Linked DNA regions of Homo sapiens: region 2 is linked to region 1. Evidence: read pairs that join two places in POLR2A ChIA-PET (ENCODE). Cell type or tissue: GM12878. All regions are shown on one strand. Each heading gives the region's core, and the rest is flanking DNA. Links, peaks and the distances in the headings are about the cores only.

What was found. Peaks named below come from ENCODE experiments on the same cell type or tissue, not always from the same donor. Only the 100,000 strongest peaks of a DNase experiment are listed, where the experiment ranks them.
Region 2: POLR2A ChIA-PET joins it to region 1 with 5 read pairs; 2 of 35 experiments call an interaction of 5 or more read pairs at or near these places.

What each region holds. Positions count from the first base shown.
Region 1 is chr2:157,461,729-157,469,921 of GRCh38, reverse strand. LOC105373712 (a long non-coding RNA gene) reads left to right here. Exons shown (of 4, transcript XR_923513.3): 4 at 4,895-5,376. Among named protein-coding and RNA genes, the nearest start is that of CYTIP, 22 kb to the right of the region's middle. RefSeq lists enhancers at 562-781, 4,952-6,151. In GM12878, for the core only: no CTCF peak of the experiment used is centred there; no DNase peak of the experiment used is centred there; H3K4me3 peaks cover 96 bases; H3K27ac peaks cover 1,623 bases.
Region 2 is chr2:157,934,586-157,942,778 of GRCh38, reverse strand. No RefSeq gene overlaps it. Among named protein-coding and RNA genes, the nearest start is that of ACVR1, 62 kb to the right of the region's middle. In GM12878, for the core only: no CTCF peak of the experiment used is centred there; no DNase peak of the experiment used is centred there.

The DNA.
Region 1 (8,193 bases), core at 1,329-5,328:
CCAAAAGGGATTTAAAGTGGCTAAATTAATAAAATTCAACAAAGTATTCCTGACCACACAGCATTTCTCTATTTTTTGGAAGGTTTTTCCTTCTAAAAAATTGTGGAGGTAAAGAGTTTTCTTATATTTTGAGTAGGTGAAATCATCCTCAAGTTGAAGAAAAGAAAACAAAAATTTTTTCCTGAAATGCCAGAAATTTGCATGGGGTAAAACACCTGGTTCGTAAGAAAAAAAAAAATCAAGCCCAGACATCCTTACCAAGCTGAAACAATATTTCATGTTTCTAAGATACTTGGGTGAGTTAAACCAAACAGGAAGCAGCAACAGAAGTCCCTGAATCAGAGAGGAACTGATCATTACTCATTTGACTTTGCAAGCAGAATGATGACACCATTACCCTGAAATCTAAAAAACTTAAAATAACTCCTTGTCAATTATGAAAATACTTACGGTTATGGTCTTCTGTCACGTAATCTCATGGGCAATTTCAACTTCTCCCTATCCCTTAGACTACTCCAACCCTTCATACTTCTAGAACTAGATCATGTTTTTGCAAACTTTTTAGAACATGGAACACTTTGGGGGAGAAGAAGGCTGAATCACCCCACTCGATCTTTTAAGTGACTTAGCCCACCCTAAATAACTTGAATGCGAAACCTACACAGGAAAACAAGTGAAAAAATTGGTAATTCTTTTACATAATTGAGATAATGTCTAGTTTCTTAAAATACAGGGAGAAGCTAAACATTAGATGTCAAACTATCGTAAACACAATTTCCTCGGCCACCTATGGATGACAGTCATCTGTAATACACAGACAACTTGTCACGCCCAGTGAACACCCTGAAGAAGGAGAAGCAGAATGGGGAAGTGGGATGGAGGTTTTAATTTCATGGTCTTTTGTGTTTTGGAAAATGTAAGTCAATGTGGCATTTGCAGAAGTTATCACATTGTTACAGAGCCAAATTACACCTTCCCTTGCCATTGTATCTAAAATGCTGGCTCCTTTTTATTCTTTGATATAAGGAGAACAAAAGGTATTTCTCCTTAAAGTAACAGTCAAATTTTGCCACTTGGGGCCCTGTGTTCATATGCCATGCCAGTGCTCAGCAGCTCCAGGTTTCTTAGATATTTTTATTAATTTTTATTGAGTGCTTACTATTGTGTCAGGTAGTCCTACAGAACTTTAATTTCCACAAAAATCCTATGAGGTTGGCACTGTTTTTTACATAGATGTGAAACTGAGACACAGAGATAAAATGCAGCTTTTCCCAACAACTTGGTTGCCTACTGTTCTCAAGGGGTATCTAACGTGTAGTACTCATGGGGTGCCTATAGGACTTGTTTAGCCTTTTTTCTCTTATTTTACCATTATTTTGAAACTTTAAACTGTTTTTGAAGTTATGAAGTAAGTACGTGTATAAAACCAGGATTAGAACATACAAAGAGACAAATAAAAAGAAGTCTTCCTTCCCTAACAACCCAGGACTACTCCACAGAGGTAACTATTTTTAATTTTATGTATTAGAAATTTTCTATGCCTAAACTAGATATGCATATGCATACACATTCATTTTTATGTATGGATCAATTAAGGTACATGTGTCGTACCTTGACATGGTTGACGCATCTGTGAACATGCTTGTCTCCCTGAATTCACTGTAAATTCTGAAGTCATACTATGTGTACCATTCTGGTTATCTGCTGTTAAGTAACAAATGATCCCAACACTTAGTGGCTGAAATTAACATTTATTTTGCCCACAGACCTGCAGTTTGAACAGGTCTTTGCTGGAAAACCTCATCTTTGCTACACTCAAGATCAGCTGGGGTGGTGCAGGGATTAAGGGCTGGAATCATATGAAGGCTCAGTTGCTCACATGTGTGGTGTTTGATGCTGGCTTTCAGTTAAGTCCACAGGTGACCCTGCGGCTAGAACACCTTCACGTGGTCTTTCCATGGAGCTGCTTGGCTTTCTCAGAGTATGGTGGCTGGGTTCCCATCAGACGCCCATCAGAGCAGGGCCTGAACAACTGGTATCATTGATGTTGGCCCTCTGACGTTGAAACTAGGCCTGTAACACCAGCTGAGGTCTGCTGTTGAAGAACACATCTGAGCAAGCATAGCAAAGTAGGCTGTGCATATGAGAGATGTGGAGACAGGGTGGAAGGTCATACTCATGGATTTGTTTTGGAACTCATCCGGTTATGTCTTATTTTGTCTTTCTTATTCCTCTGTATTCTCTTCTGTAATGTCCTTCTTACTGTCACACTCAGTTTCCAAGTCAGCTCTCAGCCTCCTCCATTCCCTGGATATTGATACACTTGTTCTCTCCTGGCATCACATCACTTTAACTGATAGCCTGGAATCAGCCCAACCTGGCCCCTGGCAATACATCAATTCCCAGCATCACACACATGCATTCCCTTGTAGGTCTTCCCTCATGGGGGTCTTCATTTGGCCATTCAAGCTCCAAGGGTTCTACTCTCCTTCCGAGTTTGGCTCCAATAGTGTTAGAGTAAACAATAGGTAATAATGTGTTTACAAGGGCTTAGAATCAGAGACACTATTGAAGAAGACCTTCTTCTGCTCATATTTAAGTATATTTGAAAAACAATTATCAGAGGGCCAAGGCCAATATTGTTAGCTAAATATTTCCGGCTACTTATAGGAGATGTCTGCCATGCTACCTACACTATTTTCTTCACTCAAGTGGGTATCCATAGCATTGACTAACTCCATTTTCCTTTTAATATAGTTTATGATTATTTTTATAGCTTAGACTATTCTAAACCATTCCTTTGAACAGATCCTTAAAGGCCCACCTCCAGCTGCCTCACCATTGCCATCCAAGCACTTCTCCTACTCATAAGATTCAGTGGTAGAGTATGACTTCATGGTAACCACGGGGGGGTTGCCCGATAGAGGAAGATGAAGCAATTGAAACGAATTTCATGACAGCCTTTTGATGTTCAGGCCAGATTCCCTGAGGGGACATTGGTCTGAAGAGATGGTCAGACCTTCCATTTTCTAGTTGAGCTCAAGATGAGTATTTCGCTTCGCTTTCAGAATGATTGTTTTTGGAAAGCTATGAAATGTTATTTATTAACCTTCCATTGCCAATGGCTTCTGTAGTGTGAAATAAAGAAAAAATTAGATTTCCCAATGTGGCAAGGTTTTCATGAGTTAATTTTTGGGACTCAGAAGTTGAACACTGTTTGGAAGAGCTTGGCTGTAGTGGTAGTAATGAAATTGGGTCACATAACAGAGCAAAATTCTTAGGTTCCCTGCCATCACTGCTTGTGATAGCATCATCCTCCCTGGTCCCCAGGATGGTTCAGAGTTGCAAGTCCCTCTCCCATTGCTCCTTATGCCTAGGATTCACAACTTGCTTATCCTTCTGCAGTGTTTCTTTCTTCTACTCTGTCCATTTCTTATCCACGGACACTGCTCTAGCACAAACTTTTTTTTTTTTTAGACAGTTTCCCTCTGTCTCCCAGGCTGGAGTACAATAGCACAATCTCGGCTCACTGCAACTTCTGCCTCCCAGGTTCAAGGGATTCTCCTGACTCAGCCTCCGAAGTAGCTGGGATTACAGGCATGTACCACCACACCCGGCTAATTTTTGTATTTTTAGTAGAGTCGGGGTTTCGCCATGTTGGTCAGGCTGGTCTCCGACTCCTCACCTCAAATGATGCACCGGCCTTGCCCCTCAAAGTGCTGGGATTACAAGCATAAGCCATCCTGCCTGGCCTCTAGTACAAGCTTTAATTGACTATTTTTAAGATGGTGGCACTAATTGAACTGGTCTTCAGCTTTCTTCCTTCCAATTATCTTATAAGCCACTGTCTTATCAATTTTCCTAAAATCCCCATTTAGTAACGTATGCCTTTACTCAGAAAGATTGGCGATTCCTTTTTGATAACTGAATCAAGTTCAGTGTATTCATTACACCAATGAGGTGCTCGGTAGTTCTGTCTTACGCAGCTGCCCACATTCCTGCCATACCAGCTTTGTCGCCAATCTCTGATAGCTCTCCCAGTTTTCTCCTCTTGATGACTCTCCTTCTCATTCACATGTGAAATGCTGGTTCTTCCCTGGTACCATTTCTGACTTGAAATTGTGCTGATTCTCTAAATTTGTCTTTCACCTTCAAAGGCAACCTCGGCTCCCTTCTGAAGAGGAGATGAATTTCTCTGTTGTGTCCTTTGAATGGCTTTGTGCTGTTTTCTGTCTTGTACTCTGTAGAGGTGGGCATGTTGAGTTATTTTGCTAGACTCAAGGCTCGTGCAGGGCAGAAGCTAGGCTTTGCTCACTTCAGCATCACGTTCTCCCACACTTAGAGCCAGACATGTTGTAGGCCTTTGCTAAATGCTGTTGATTTGAACAGAATATTCGCAGATTCTCTCCAGGAAATGGTTGAGTTTAATCTAGACCATCAACTCAAGTTTTTGTGTCTATAAAATGTGTAAAGCAAATATGATAAGAAAGTAGGTATGATTAATTTGATGTCAAGTTACTCTGATCATATTTCCTAAATCAAGACATCAAAACGTGATTTCATAAAGGATGTTTAAAACCTATAATTGACAAAGGACAATAGGACAGTTTCCTCCAAATTGGATATATTAAATTTGATTCCTTTTATATGTTAGCACATAACAACTAATGACTCTTATAGCTGCAAAAATATATAGTAGTGCCAATGGTTGTTTACTCAATATGCTGTCATGGGAAGACTTTAAATATTTTGGTATATGTATCTTTTTAGTTTTTTAAAGAAAGCATACTTACATTTGCCTTTATAAAAACTTGTATAAATGTAAGGGGTACAAGTGCAGTTTTGTTACATGGTATATATATCTTATGCCTTTATTTTCCTCATCTCTTTTTAGAAGTGAGCTCTATCACATGGTACGTTTATGAGAAGAGGAACCAGCAATGTTTCCTTCCATCTTCAACTATACTAACAAGATCCATCTGATGTGTAAGCTAGTCTGGGAATTAGGGGCACAGAAAATTGCATATTAAAGTCATACAACGTTGTTTTTTAAGAAAAGCTCTTTCTGTGATTTGTTGCTCCAAATCTTTCTTCTCTTGTATTAAAAACTATAATGTTGAGAAATGATTCTCTTTGCACCTGGTAACAATATTTTAGTAAGCCTCTTTTCAGTTTTGAATAGTTTGTCATTTTTCCATGAGTACCTTCAGGTCATACATATACTTGGCTTTTAAATTTTTTTTTGGAATGCTATTGTAATGGGCCTGCTGTTCAGTCCCACCACACACTTAGCTACTTCTTTTGGGTGCTTGGGTGCAGATTTTCCTTTGAAGCCAGTCGGAGCTACATGCACAGATGAAACGTGTGGCAGGAAGGGGACATTTCCCACCTTCTCCTCTCTTGGGCCCTTTCATCTCTGTGTGGTGATGTTTTCCACTCCTCCGTAGATAAGAATCTTTTTGTAAATTTCCCATATTTAACACCAAGACTAAATGCTGTTAAGCAACATCAGTCATTCTCACCACATCCACTGAGATTAAAAGTGAGTCAGACAATTAGGTTACTCTGGCAGGAACTGTGGCCCCACAAACTGATTTTTGATAGTGTCTTCCAGCATGTTCTCTACTGCAAATGCTAGGATTCAGGCTAGGGCAATTTCCATTTTGCCTCCCCCTTTAAAAAAAAAGAGAGAGAGAATGAGATATATATTTTAATCTATTCTGGATACTTTCTCTGCTTTTTTAGGGCCAGATGGATGCTCAATGATACCGCTCAGTTCTTACGTGTGGTCACTGGATTTCATCTAACCCTCTTCCCCAGAGGTCTTGCTTAACACTGAAAAACTAAAAACTTAAGAAGAAGACTATCTTCCCCTCCGCCCGCCCCACAAAATGGAATCTTGCTCTGTCACCCAGGCTGGAGTGCAGTGGTGCGATCTTGGCTCACTGCAGCCTCCGCCTCCCGGGTTGAAGCAATTCTTCTGCCTCAGCCTCCCAAGTAGCTGGGATTACAGGCATGCACCACCACGCCCAGCTAAATTTTGTATTTTTAGTAGAGACAGGGTTTTGCCATGTTGGCCAGGCTGGTCTTGACCTCGTGATCGGCCTGCCCCGGCCTCCCAAAGTGCTGGGATTACAGGCATGAGCCACCGTGTCTGGCCCAGAAGAAGACTATCTACAAATTCCCTTGACAATCCATAGCAATAATGAATGGTCTTTCCTTTCAGGAAAGTGCCACCTTAAGTGATTGCTTGAAGAGAAATAACCAGTTGGTTCTTCTCTGAGGGTCTGAAGAGTGCCAGGTCTGCCATGTCCTGCACTCCTTTAGATCATCAGAAGACTTCACAGGCCAGTCCTCGTGCTGACCTGACCATTCCAGACCCTGTAACTGAGGTCTTAGCTTCTTCTTGGTTTCTTTCTCAGAATTATCTTCCAGATCTCTACAACCTAGGAAAGGCTAAAACTGAGGCTTTCTTTACCCTAAAATTATTTCCCACATTTAAGTTTCTCCTACACGAAGTAAACTCAGTGGAGGAAGCTTGCTTTTCACCAACCAGCTCCACTCCAGCTCTTTCAGTTCTGAAATTTAAGGATCTGGAAGGGACAGTCCAGAGACGTTTTAACGAAAGGAAACTAAACTTTTGACTAAAGGACATTATTTGCTTTTAACTAAAGGAAATTCTTAATTTTAACTAAACGAAATTCTTAGTTTTCCTACGTGTGTGTTTTCATATATGCTTGGGGTTGAACATTGAGGGCAAGTGAAAAGTGTTCTTTAAATATTCAGATATAAACTACATTTACTATTAAACTAATCTAAAGGACTCGCCTGCACCACCAAGAGTAATTTTCTTTTAGAATAAACAAAACAAAATTTTGTTTGGAATAAATTGCCAACCAGTAATTTACGTTTACTAACTTATTTAGGATAATTTTCCACGTGTTCTTCAGCAAACTGAATACTCTGTTACTAGATAAGTTTCCTTGTCTATAAAATTAAGCAGAGGAAGTAGATTGTCCCAAAGATGTTTTTAACTATAATCATATTTTTTGATTTTGTGATCCTAGAAAAACTTCAGTGTTTATCCTAGATAAACTTCAGTATTTTCAGTGTGGATAGAAAGGTGATTAGAAGGGACAGCTGGGCAGAAAGACATTAAGTACAGAGTTCAAAGTAATTTGGGAGTCAAATTGGATCCTCTCTCTTCCTCTGAGGAAGTGTTTGAATGACTCAGGAAGGGCCTCCAACCTTCTCCCCTCCTGCTACTTTTTCTTCTTTCTCTTCTTCTTTGTCCTCTTGTTTTCCTCTTTGTTCCCCTTATGCTCCTCTATTTTCTTCATTCTTTCCTTTTTTTTTTTTTGAGGCAGGATCTCGCTCTGTCACCCGGGCTGGAGTGCAGTGGCATAATCACGGCTGTCTGCAGCCTCAACCCCTGGGCTCAAGCAATCCTCCCATCTCAGCCTCCTGAGTAGCTGGGACTAAAGGCACAAGCCGCCACACCTGGCTAATTTTTAATATTGTGTAGAGATGGGGTCTCAATATGTTGCCCTGGCTGGTCTTGAACTCCTGGAGGCAAGTGATCCTCCTGTCTCAGCCTCCCAAAGTGCTGGGATTACAGGTGTGAGCCACTGTGCCCAGTCAATGCAATGGATTTTTACTGGTTTGATATGCGTATTTTATTTTTCAATGAAAGTCCAGTTACCATGATTAAGCCTATATTCTATCTCCTTTGCTACCCCATCCCACACAACTAAGCACCAAAGTTGTCTTAGATTTATTTGATTTCAAAGAACAGGAAAAAGGAAATCAGTAGTTCATTTAGTGATGTTTTCCCTTGGACATTTTCCATGTACCTGAAGAATGATTTTTCCACGTATGTGAAGAGTGATGACCTATTTTTTTTGTTGTTGCTTACCTAGAATTATGTTTTAATATTGATTTTTTTTTTTTGTCAGAGAAGATTTCAAGCAATTTGGAAAAGGTTTTAAAGTCATTCAGTCTTTAGAAAATTTGTCCTGTCGATACTATGAAATACATCTCTCTCTATATATTCATTTTTGAATTGATGGACAGATGACAGGAAGTAGGCAGCAGGATTCAGTATTAAACAGCAATCTGATCTGTAGTACGTGAAAATAAGCTGGAAAAGAGCAAAAACAGATATATGCATGAGAATTTGGTCTCAAGTCAGAA
Region 2 (8,193 bases), core at 1,565-5,564, 470 kb before region 1:
TTGCTGTCTCAAGAAACAAAACAAAACAAAACACCTCCCTCTTAATACTATCACATTAACCATTAAGTTTCAACACATGAATTTTGGGGGACACATTTAGACCGTATCAGATGGGATTGAGTAGAAGATGGGGTATTTTTAGAGGCTTCCACTTGGCATTTCCCACTATGAGATCCCTTACTCTACAGGCCAAAGACCCAAAGTTAGGGTTGTGCCAAGTACTACATAGGGCAATCCCAATTATACTTTTGTGAACCAGAGGAATGACAGCTAGTTGGGAAAACAAACCCAATAGGCCTGCTATAAGCAAGACTTTGGTCATAACACTGTAAGGCCTCATTCTAACAGGGAGACCATGATGTTACTTTGGGTCTCTGGATTTTGATGTCACCTCAGACCTTTGCCTCCCACAATGTCCAAAATATTTGGGATACCTGAGTAAGTGGGCATTTGTCCCTTTGGAGAAAGACTAGCAGGTATTATTAACACGTATATTTGGCTGGGCACAGTAGCTCACACCTGTAATCCCAGCACTTTGGGAGGCCGAGGTGGGTGGATCACCTGAGGTCAGAAGTTCGAGACCAGCCTGACCAACATGAATAAACCCCATCTCTACTAAAAATACAAAATTAGCTGGCCGTGGTGGCTCATGCCTCTAATCCCAGCTACTCAGGAGGCTGAGGCAGGAGAATCGCTTGAACCTGGGAGGCGGAGGTGAGCCGAGAGATGTCGCCACTGCACTCCAGCCTGGGCAACAAGAGCAAAGCTCCATCTCAAAAACCAAAGAAACAAACACACAAAAAAATGTATATTTGGCATGAGGTTAGGGTCTATCCTTCTGGAAGCCTGGCCCTTTTTTCAGTCAATGGGTTCTGTAGCTGAAAACGAATTTAGATCCAGGAGCTAAATTGCTCTCAATTTAGTTGTCACCCATATTCAATTTCTTCTGATAGTACAGGCCGAGTTATACTCTTACTGTCAATATATTTTGCCCCTATGGATACTGTATTCCAACCATCTCCTTTACTCTCTGACGGTCAGGCCCTTTTGGTTATAACCCTATGAGTCTGCTACTCATTTAGATAATTATGTCAATGTGGCTTCTGGCAGTTCCTACCATAACACACCCTCTATTGTTTTGGAATCCTAACATCCCCACTGCTTTTATTGAGTCTACTCTGTAATGGCCTCTCCTAATATTAACCCTGTCTAATAAAGAAATCCCAGCACTAAACATTTTAGTGATGCTGGTACCCCTCTCACCTGTGCATTACTATGGCCTTGCTAATGGTGTGCACAATAGTCCCTCTCATGGTACATAATCATCTGGTGAGTCTTTCAGCATTACATAGATATTTAATGCCTATTTCAGCATGCCCATTTCCTTAAGCTTTTAATCCTTTCCTCCACTGCCTACCATAGCAATTCTGGCATTTCAACTTTAGTATGGTTTGTTATTTTCTGCATGCTTCTGGGATCTATACTAGTAGTGAGTTGCTACCGTCTCCTCAGATCCTTGACAGAGTATTGAATCTTGTATTTTTGGAGAGTGCCCCAAATAAATAAAGTCTCTCCTATCCAATATATTGTTCCAGATTGCTTAATGGTGCACCCTCAGAATCCAGTGCCAATAATGCCAACCAATACATTCTGTTTAGGTCTTGCAATTCCTTTGGGTAGAGCTTCTTTTCATCCTTATCAAGCCCAGCAAATCTGAAGCTGTATTACGTTGGAACTTAACCCTGGTTATAGATCTAGTGGCCAGGAAGGGAAATGGGAGCAAATCAGGAGGCAAATCATGTGCCTACAGGAAAAGCCCTCTCCATTGTCTTCAAGCAAGAAGGATGTGCTAACTCTTGGAGAGGGATGGTCACTTCTGCAGACCAGGAGAATTCAAAGAAGCCTAGGGGTTCAAAATCTTAAATGACATTCACCCAAATCTCCCCAGCTCAAGGGACAGTGTCCTGTTTTTCCTAATCTTGGCCCTAACCTTAGCATAACAGAATTGCTTTAATTCTGCATTTCCTTTCTTGCCATTATTATTACTAATTAAGAAAAAAGCCCTCTCTGTCTGTATGTGTACAAGTGTACACACATGCATGTACATCCAATGAAGTGAATATGAATTTAAAGAAATCTCTAGAAGAAAATATCAAACTTTTAATACTGGTTAAATACATGAAGGAGAGTACAATGAAAAGCTTTGGAGAAAGAAATTTGCACAATTTTCTATACATTCTTCCATGTCTAAATATTTTTTGCAAATATTTGTATAACATTTTAAAGTATTAGGAAAAGTAAAAGGATCAATCAACGTAGGGGAAGAGAACTGGAAGAGGGAAGAAAACTTTAGCCATGTCCTTTATTCTCTCCTAAGAAGTTTGACCTCACTTCACCCAACCCAAGAGGAGAGAATGAATGGGTGATGGGCATTGAGAGCTTGTGCGATGAGTCATTTCCTTGCCCCTGGAGAAGGTGGGAATGAGGAGAAGGGGGCTTACTGTCCGTAGTCAGCCATACTCTTTCATTCCTCCTTCAGAAAGGGCCCAAGGGCTTGGGGATTGCAGCTCTGATCCAGGGACCATGGGAACCACATGAGAGGCATATGAACCTGGGTACATTGCAGAAGGATGATTCAACTAGGGACAGTCATGAGTGACACCACAGGAGGAGGTGTATCTGTGCAGAAACAGCTCTTCACAGCTTTTTGGAACATCGGCATGGTAGGAAAGGGCAAAATAATCTATATAAATAAAGTTAAGTTTCTGTCTGTTAAAACAATTGATTAGACAGATTTTCAATACATTTGACAAAGGTATTTAGAATCACATATTGGTTTTCTGTAGCTACTATAGTAACAAATTACCACAGACCTGGTGGTTTCAAACAACAGGAATTTATTCTCTCACAGTTCTGGAGGTCAGAATTCCAAAATTGGATTCATAAGGCAGAAATCAGGGTGTTGGCAGGAACATGCTCCCCCTAAAGGCTCTAGGGGCCTTGACTCTTCCAGTTTCTGGTGGCTGGCAGTATTCCTTGACTTGTGGCCATGTCACCCCAATTCTCCTATGACTTCACATCATCTCTCTGTGTAGATAAAACTTCCCTCTCCCTCCCTCCTATAAAGGCCCTTGAGATTCCATTTAAGGTCCACCGTAAATGTAATTTGGATAATCTCCCCATCCCAAGATCCTTAACTTAATCAAATCTATAGAAACTCTTTATCCTTATCAATTAACACTTACAGGTCCCAGAGGTTGCAACTTGACATGCTTGGGAGCCATTCAGCCTACTGCAGATGGACTGAATTAAAACATGCAACACACATGAAGTTAATGTTGGGAATTCTGGTTTTTCAAAGAGCAGTCTGCTTCTAGAGAACCCAAAATTGAGAAACAATAGCAGTTTCGTGTATCTGTCAATCAGAAGAGAGCTATGGTATGTATTAAGACACCAATTAGAGAAAATAATTGGTGGCTTCAAAGTCGAGCTCTGCCTCCCCAACTCAACCTATTGAGTAGAATTTCTGCATTTGATTCTTACCCTGACTAAAGGCATAAGAGTCGACACTGATGTGTAGGCTTCAGTTCACAGGAAGTCTGCTTCTCACATGAGCAACTCCCTATAGCTGACTTCTCAGTAATAAGTAGGGATTTATTTGTGTAACCATGTAGAATCCAAGTAGGAAGTCAAATTGTAGTAATAATACTAGCTAACGTTTCTTGAGCATTTATTATATCCCTTGTAATGTGCTAATTGCCTCTCATGTATTGTCCTATTTAATTTCAAAGCAAACTTTTGAGGTAGCTTGACTCACTAAGGCTCTTTGATTATATCCACCACAAGCAAACAAGATTAATTGGAAGGCCTCTGGGCTGGCTCACAAATCAGGAGAGCTGCAAAAACAGGGTTGGTAAGGACAGAAATAACAGCAGTTCAAGTGTGAAGAACTCAGTTCTTGGTGCTTTTCTCAGTTATCATTGGATAACTATCTAGATGACCTTTCACCTCTGTGGGTTTCCACTCAGAGTTTGAATTCCAAGCAGACTTAATCTCACCCTGGTGGGACAGAGCCACAATCATTGGCTTTGCCTGGGACAAATGCCCACCCTGGGCCAGGGGAGCAGGTTCAGACATGAAAAAAGAGTGAGGAGTCGGGTGCAGTGGCTCAAACCTGTAGTCCTAACACTTTGGGAGGCCGAGGCGGGTGGATCACCTGAGGTCAGGGGTTTGAGACCAGCCTGGCCAACATGCCGAAACCCCGTCTTTACTAAAAATACAAAAATTAGCTGGGTGTGGTGGCACATGCCTGTAATCCCAGCTACTTGGCAGGCTGAGACAGGAGAATCGCTGGAACCTGGAAGGCAGAGGTTGCAGTCAGCCTAGATCATGCCACTGCACTCCAGTCTGGGTGACAGAGCGAGACTCTGACTCAAAAAAAAAAAAAAAAGTATGTGTCTCAAACACTATTTTGCAAGCGTGAAAGAAGGAAGAGATAGAATTGTGACGTTAAGTTCCCCAAGTCACTAAGCAAGCTGATAGTGAAACTATAATATATCTTTCAGTCTGTGACCTTTGGAACTCTCTGATAAGATGCAGACTACTTTAGCCATGTAGTAGACAGCTGATGTTTTTGCTAGGCCAGTACTGTGGATTAAATTGTGTCCTCCCAAAATTCACATGTTGAAACCCTAACCCCCCAATGTGATGGTATATGGAGATAAGGCCCTTGGGAGATAATTCGGTTTAGATAAGGTCATCAGAGAAGAGTCCTCTTGATGGGATTAATGCCTTTATAAAAAGAAGAAAAAGTTACCAGAGCGCTCTCTCTGCCACATGAGGACACAGCAAGATGACAGCTTTCTGCAAGCCAAGAGTGTGTCCTCACCAGAACTCATCCATGCCAGCACCCTGATCTTGGTCTTCCAACCTCCAGAACTGTGAAAAGGGTCTCTGTTATTTAAATCACCAGTCTATGGTATTTGTTATAGTTGGTGCCCAAGCCAACTAAGACAACCATGCCATCCATGCCAGCACCCTGATCTTGGTCTTCCAACCTCCAGAACTGTGAAAAGGGTCTCTGTTATTTAAATCACCAGTCTATGGTGTTTGTTATAGTTGGTGCCCAAGCCAACTAAGACAACCATGCCATCCATGCCAGCACCCTGATCTTGGTCTTCCAACCTCCAGAACTGTGAAAAGGGTCTCTGTTATTTAAATCACCAGTCTATGGTGTTTGTTATAGTTGGTGCCCAAGCCAACTAAGACAACCAGCATCCGTACCCCTTATTTTGGAAGCAGCTTTCCAATTCTAGGAAGTATTTTTTTTTTTTTAGACAGAGTCTCACTTTGTCACCCAGGCTGGAGTGCACAGTGGCATGATCTTGGCTCATTGGAACCTTCGCCTCCCAGGTTCAAGTGATTCTCCTGCCTCAGCCTCTCCAGTAGCTGAGATTACAGGTGCCTGCCACCGTGCCCAGCTAATTTTTGTATTCTTAGTAAAGACGGGGTTTCACCATTTTGGCCAGGCTGGTGTGAAACTCCTGATCTCAGGTGATCCACCCATCTAGGCAGTCTTAATAGGAAAGTCAAGGCCCGGTGCGGTGGCTCACACCTGTAATCCCAGCACTTTGGGAGGCCGAGGCAGGCAGATCACGAGGTCAGGAATTAGAGACCAACTTGGCCAATATAGTGAAACCCTATCTCTACTAAAAATACAAAAATTAGCCGGGCATGATGGTGCGCGCCTGTAATCCCAGCTACTCAGGTGGCCGAGGCAGGAGAATGGCGTGAACCCGGGAGGCGGAGCTTGCAGCGAGCCAAGGTCGCGCCACTGCACTCCAGCCTGGGTGACAGAGTGAGACTCCGTCTCAAAAAAAAAAAAAAAGTCAAGCACAGGGCCCTCTACCAAACCAAGCCAATCAGACTCTCCAGGGAGAATGACAGAGAGACTCTAGGTGGGTGAAATGGGGTTATTCTCATGGCATGACCTAAGGAAAGAAGGTATGTATATTTCTGACTAAGATTCGGTAGCTTCCTGCTCCTCTTTCTTCCCAAGACCTGGCTCATCAGTGTTTCCTTTAATTCTGTAAGCTATAAAGTGTCCTTCCAATAAATTCCTTTTTCCATCTAGGTGAGTCAGAGCTTCTTTCAGTTTTTTGCAGAACTGATTCAGCAATGGTAGCTGGGAGTGAGCACTGCAAGCAACAGAACTGCTGTGGAAATAGCAGAATTAGGTGCAAGGCAATGAGAATTCCCCAGTGTAGTTTAGAAAGCTGAAGCCAGTTATTTTTCTTGAACTTCCCAATTCATATATTCACCAATAAATTTCCATTTTTGCCCAATCTAGTCCTGATTAATATAAGCTACTTATGCAAAATGCAAGGACTTATGCTAGTAAGGTGTTTCTCTTCTTGTGGTTATTTGGTGAATTGATGTGGGCTGCCGTTGTGTATGTGCCTGGAAGCACTTTTTTTAACCCATTAGAGTAGCCTCAATGCACATCAATACCTGGCCCCAAACCAAGCCTTTGGCTTTTATAACCCTCAAGCTAATAAATGAGAACTGGAAATTTAGGTGCACAGAGAAGTACCCAACCACACTCCCCTTCTAAGATTATTGTATTAGAAAGAGCCTATGGAAAGCAAAAAGGCAGAGCACAGCAGGCGAGCATAATAATAATGATGACCACTATTTGTTAAACCCTTACTATGTGCCAGACATTGGGCTATTATGTCACTTAATCCTGGAAGAGCAATACTATTATGTTTTGTTTTGTTTTATTTTGTATCTAAGGTTGAGCTGCAGAGTCTCAGAGCTGAATTGATTCAATCAGTCATTCTTTTCTGTTACGGGCATGATATAATCATCTGTCTAGACATGACCCCTATTTTTTATCTTCTTTATCCTTCATCCCCAAGTGTATCTAATGTGTGTCCTTCCAATCTACTTTCCATAGACTTACAGATCCGTAAAAATATGTAGTATAGTGTCTGCTTTTAAACTGTATATAAATGAATCATACTGTATGTCTCACTCTGCAATTTGCTTTTTTTACTCAGCATTATGTTTCTGAGATTCATCCACGTTGATATATATAGAGAGAGCTAGTTCATCTGTTTAAACTGCTCCATTGTATGTGATCATATCAATATACTGTACCTTACTTAGGTATTTTCTCTTGACAGATATCTAGACTGTTTCTAATTCTTTCCTAATACAAAAAAAAAACTTCAATGAATAATCTTGTACACATCTCTCCATGCATTGTGCAACAGTCTCTCTAAGATTTACCTAGAAGTAGAATTGCCTTAGGCTATATATATTTTCAGTTTTAGGAAATCTTGCCAAATTACTTTTCAAAGTAGCTTTACTAATTTACACTCCCACCAACAGTATATGAGAGTTCTTGAGAGAGATAATATTTAGTATCTACATTTTGCAGGTGAGGAAACTGAGGAAACACAAAAAATGTCCAAAGTAAAATACTGTATCTATCTGAACCATGTCTATCTAGCTCCAGAACTACATTACTCAATGTCATGATAAGATATACACTAATTAACATAAGAAATATATTCAGCTGCAAGTGACAGAACCATCTACCAGTAGCTAAAGCAGTATAGGCATTTACCATCTCACTTAACACCATGGACTGAAGAGAGGTAGTTCCAGAGCAAGTCAGTAGCTCAGCTCTGGCAACACAGGTACTCTTCAGTTTTTTTATTCTGTCACCCTTAGCTGTTTTCACCCTTATCTTATCTCTTCTCAGTCCTATGATGTCTGACATCGTTCTGACATTGCGTTTGAGTTCCAAGCAGGAAGAAAAGGGTTGAGGTGGTGGTGTATGCAGGCAGTGGTACCATGAAGCTCTTTGCTTGTTCTCCTTTTTATTGGAAAGAAAAATGCCTTCCTTGAATCTTCACTCATCCAAGCCTACTTCCTTTATCTCACTGGTCAGAATTTGGCCAGAGCCCACTGCTGAAAGAATTTCAGGTAAAGTGGAACGAGATGATCATGTATGGTTTAGATAATCATGACTCAGCTACTGGGGCTAAGGAAGGATCTGCTTTCCTGGATCTAAAGCCATCTTCAAGTCTAAAACCTGTTCTGTTAGTAAGAAAGAAAGGAAACAACTCTTGGATATTGACATGGTTTTTCTTCCAACTTGGTATCTTCTTAGATTTCTTTGCT